Linked DNA regions of Mus musculus: region 2 is linked to region 1. A link is a loop called in an ENCODE intact Hi-C map of the cell type or tissue named here. Cell type or tissue: left cerebral cortex. All regions are shown on one strand.

Region 1 (2,500 bases):
CTGTGCAGTGACTGGGAATCCTTCCTTCTGTCCGCCTGGCAGATCTGGTGTTGTTCCCAAGCCTATTATAGGCTAGTAGATAAGAGAGAGAAAAATCACTCCGGATGATTCCCACAGGCCACACTCTCCAGCTCCCACAGAGCCCATGAAGGCCTGGCTTCTGCCAGTGTCCCACTCACCCCTGCCTTCTGGGCAGACGGGGAGCTCCTTGAAAGCCAAGTTCCTGAGCAGGTATTGGCAGAGTGTGAAGGGGCTATAAAACCATCAGAGCCAGAGTGTCCTGCCTGTAACAGGGCGGGTTGGTGTAATTTCACAGTGATAAGGGTGGCCTGCAGCTGTGGGAAAGATAGGTGGTCCCATAAAACCCGGTCACCAGCAGGGCATGGGGTGAAAAGGTAGAAGGAGGAGGCAGATCACCCTCACCTAAAGAAGTCCCGTGACTAGAGTCCAGACCTGATTGGTGAGTCCGGGCACAGACACCCAGGGTAACAGGACCTGCTCCTGTTCCAACCCTGGGGCTCCAACCAGACCTAGAGAAGGCCACTGGTTATTGGTACTCTGGTCAGCCCACTTCCATCAAAGCTGAAGTAGGCAGTAAGCTGGAAACTGACTTGACCACTAAGAAGCCATCTGTATCTATGATTCTGCATCCCAACTCATTCTCAGAACCCAGGATCCCTCTTCCTTCGCCATCTAGCACAGGTCTCTTTAGCCTGTGCCAGCCCTGGCTGGATATGCCCTTTGTTCAGACAATTTGAGCATGCCACTCACAGGCAGCTCTGGAAACAAGTCCCTCAAAGAAAGGCCTGTCTGTGCTGAAACACAGGGTACCAGCTAAGGGACAGTCTTCATTCAGTGAGCCCTGGGGAATGGCACTTAACTCCAATCATCTGGAGGTGGCTGGTACCCCTGGGCCTAGGGAGGAACCAGCTGGAAATAAGCCATTTGCCAAACTTCCTACAAGGTATACAGAGAAAACATTTAGTTGACTGCTAAGAGTGAAGAGATACAGCCCAAACTCAGCCATCATGAAAGAGAGAACTCCTTGTCCTGTTACAGAGCCTGCACACAACTTGGATGTTGGTACCACAGAACTAAGGCCCCAGGATATGAGCAGATAGACTAAGGTCTTGACTAGTACCTGCTGAGCTGACAGTTCTTTGTGTTTCAGAATGTGTTCTTGGCTGTTACTGCCACCTCCTGGTTGTCAGTTTCCATCTCTGCAGAATCAGGGGTGATTAAGCTGCCCTCTAAATCTGTGGTTCTCATAAACAAATGTGTAGTCTGCAAGGAGTAGCAGACGGGCTAAGTCAGGTTCTCTGTTCCTCCTACCCAGCAGACAGTGGCATGGGGTTCCTGAAAGAGCACAGGCCAAACAGGGCAGCAGTGTACCCTTGTCCAAGTTCTGCACTGTACAGAAGTGCTCATCTAAGGATAGGCTGAAGTCTTCCTGAAGCAGTGATACACCTTACTCATGTGTAAATGACAACTCTGAGCTCACACTCAAAACCTAGCTCTTATTCCATGACTTCAAGCAATGGGGAGAGCCGCCCTTCAAGATCTTCATATCAGAAATGGGATCACCGGCCTAGTGCCTCCCTATCTCCCGCCCTTCTGACAGTCTGTTGATGTTTAAATGGACCAATCATGTAAAACCTCGCCAATTCCTCCCCCAGCCCCACCCCTTTTCTATAAAAGTCCCTAGCTTCCAAGCCTCGGGGTCGAAACCACTGTCTCCTTCGTGAGATACGTTTCGAACTGGAGCTCCGCCATTATGACTCCACCATGTGGTCGACACCTCTGTCTCCTGCGGGAGATATGTGTCGGCCCGGAGCTCCGTCATTAAACTACCTTATGCTTTAAAAAAAAAAAAAAAAGAAAGAAAGAAATAGGATCACCACTGCTGCCCAGCAGCAAGGATGCTCAGTGGATTGAGAATGTCTATCTTCAGGACAGAGCAGAGACACTAACTCACAGCAGGTTCCCAGCAAGAGTTTTCTCCCACTTCCCCCAGCCCAGATTTCTCCTACCCAGGATTCACTGTTGAGCATGGCTGCCTGCTCTTTGAGACCATCCGTGGATGGAACTTCCCTTCACCATGCACAACTCCTAATGGAATTGTCCCAGTATTCCATTCTAACCCTAAAATACTCACTCTGGTCAGTACTTTTGACCTCTGCTAGTCCAGAGCACTGAGGGTCAGATAAAAATTGAGGTGAACATGTCACAGAATAGCTACATGTGTGGTTTTCTACATTTTTGAAAGTGAACTCAGGTGTTTTCAGCAGATGCCTGTCTGCTGGTCTACATCACCTCTCTCTTGGTTCTGCCACTCCCTACTTGAGAAACAGAGTAACTAAAGAATAGATAGGGTCCCATTTACTTACCATCAGCGACCCATTAAGGATTCTTTACATGCTATCTGATGGCATGTACTGTATTTGCTTACACTCTCTGAGAATGCTCTGAGCTGAGCTTTTGATTGGTTGACTGGTTAACT
Region 2 (2,500 bases), 1.9 Mb before region 1:
TCACTCACTGTGCTGAATTTTAGGCTGGCATCAAAATCACCATGCAGCTCAGTGTGTCCTTGAATTTGCCAGGTAGCCCAGCCTGGCCTCCACTCACGGCGAACCTTTTGTTTTACTTAGCGTCTTCAGCACTGGAGTTCCAGATTTCAAGTACAAAGTTTTGATAATATTTTCAAATGGAGGAAGAAAAAAAAATTAGAGACATTTTCAGTGTATAAAAACAAGAGAAGATCTGCAAAGGATGATGACTTAGCAGTAGACTGAAGCTTACCAGCCAGTAGCTATTACAACAATCAGTAATGCTAAATGAAATGAAAAATTAGGAACCAGTGCTACACAGAGGAGGAAAATAAATGTTTTTAAAAATATACAGAAGGAAGAGCAGAAATAAGCACTGATCCCTATGATGTGGATGTGGGACAAATGCATTCTGTCCCTTGTCTCCAGTTTCTAATAAATACTCTATGCATACAGCCTTTATAATATAGAGAAAAAAACATCCAATGCTATTTTTTTATGATGTCTTCTATATGCTATGCCTGGTATGCTGTGTCATCTTCACTAATGATTTTTTAAAAGGAAGAACCTAATGCCAGGGGATCCCTCATTTGTTTTGGAAACACAGGAAGCAGCACGGCTTTTGGGATGTTTTCCAGTGTGACCACTGAACAAAGCCATATGAGAGCTAGAGGAATTTCACAGAGGCCTGCTTACAGGGGGAACATATTGTGCTGGCTAGGAAAAAAAAATTATACAAATGCAGCCAGATAGTGAGATTAATGAAAGAAGAAACCACTTTGCATGGTGGTCAATCTTGAATAATTTAAAGGTAATCAAGACTAATTTCAGGGTAATAAGAAAAGCTAGGCCTGGTAGTGGCATTGCATGCCTTTAATCCTAGCATTTGGGAGGCAGAGGCAGAGGCAGGTGGATTTCCTACAGAGTGAGTTCCAGAACAGCCAGGGCTATACAGAGAAACCCTGAAAGAAAAGCAGATTTCAATGAGGGACTGCCTAGATCAGGTTGGCCTGTAGGGGGCAGTGCCTTGACTGCTTAAATCGATAAGGGAAGGCACAGGCTGCAAGTGAGCAGCACCATTCCCTGGTTTGGGACCCTCAACTATATAACAGTAGAAAAAGGCAGCTGAGCACTAAGAATGCATGCATGCATTTGTCTCTCTGCTCTCAAGTGTGGATGTGATATGACCAGCTGTTTTCAGTTCCGGCTACTGTGACTTCCTTGCTGTCATCAGTCTGTAACCCAGAATTGTCAGCTATAAGAAACCATTTCTTTCCTTACTTTCAGCGTATTTTATCTCCACGGAACTGGAAGTAGAACAAACAGAAATAAAACAAACATACCTGTAAGAAGAAACTAGGTATAGTCTCCCTGTAATAATGAGTAGCAGAAGCTTGGAGCTTGAAGGGCAGGAAATAAGTTTTCTTACCTGGCAACATTCCCAACGTATGCGATGGCAATGACAAATGAAAATCTAGAGACCGAGAAGCTAATAATGACCTTGTTTCAATTTATGTGGTGTATGTGTTTAAATTGTAATATACATACATATTTAAACATACACATACATACATGTATGTGTGTGTATATACACAATATGTGTGTCATTGTGAGTGCATGCATACACATACACACTTACTTAAATATGCATAGCCTTATTTTAGTGGGTCAGACTACACAGAGCAAAGGCATAACTAGCCTAGGTGTGATGCTCATTCAATCAGAAAAAGAAATATGGAGAGCTGTCACCAGCAGTTCTTTTATACAGGGGGACACTCAAGAGCCAGGAAAAGTGGTTTGCCCAGCTTCACTAAGAGTGACAATGTGGATACCAACTGTGGTGAATGCTTTAGGTGTGGTGTGTACTCATAGGAAACCATACTCCTATGAGGTGGTCCCTGGGTAGAGTTTGGACTCAAATCTCACTGGAGACACTATTGAATAGAGTTGAGCCCGGATAGTACCCCAAAGTGTGACTTCAGACCACAAGCTCCTCACTCTGATTCTAACTGGGTGGTCTGGGTGTTAGAATTTTAGGCTTTGGGTCCAAATGCTCATTGTTCTTTACCACTGTAAATGCGAAGGTCACCACGGACAGATGACAAGTCCTGTCATACCATTGCATACCACGCCCCTCCTCTCAGACCTCCTAACAAAGGCCAGCTCCAGAAAGTAGGGAGTTGGGTCATCTGTAGTTAGCTGCAGTAAACCGTGAGGTCTAGAAGAGTACTCGGCATATGACAGGAACTCCATACATGTTTACTGAATAAATGAATTAATTTTGTGACAGAAGAGACAATAGAAAGCTGTGCAGCTACAAGGTATTTTCAGCATAGTAGAGGGCAGCTCTGGGCTCATTTCGGCTACTGTCAATGAGAAAAGGTAACAGATGAGAAACTGGCACCCTTGTGGTCTGCAAAAGCCACAGCAGAGAGGAAGAGGTCTCGAGTGTAATCTCCAGGCCACGGTGTGGCCTTTCTCC

Evidence for each region. Hi-C counts contacts between places; a loop is a spot of excess contacts. Peaks named below come from ENCODE experiments on the same cell type or tissue, not always from the same donor. Only the 100,000 strongest peaks of a DNase experiment are listed, where the experiment ranks them.
Region 2: a loop joins it to region 1, with 3 times the contacts of the local background. A loop is called at or near these places in 3 of 42 quality-filtered maps.

Annotation. Positions count from the first base shown.
Region 1 is chr8:74,920,908-74,923,407 of GRCm38, forward strand. No RefSeq gene overlaps it. Among named protein-coding and RNA genes, the nearest start is that of Isx, 49 kb to the left of the region's middle. In left cerebral cortex, a CTCF peak has its summit at 1,204 (motif pointing left); a DNase peak (open chromatin) is centred at 1,207; H3K27ac peaks cover 738 bases.
Region 2 is chr8:73,002,990-73,005,489 of GRCm38, forward strand. The region is part of intron 6 of Large1 (LARGE xylosyl- and glucuronyltransferase 1); the gene reads right to left. Among named protein-coding and RNA genes, the nearest start is that of Mir28b, 12 kb to the right of the region's middle. In left cerebral cortex, a CTCF peak has its summit at 1,047 (motif pointing right); a DNase peak (open chromatin) is centred at 1,073.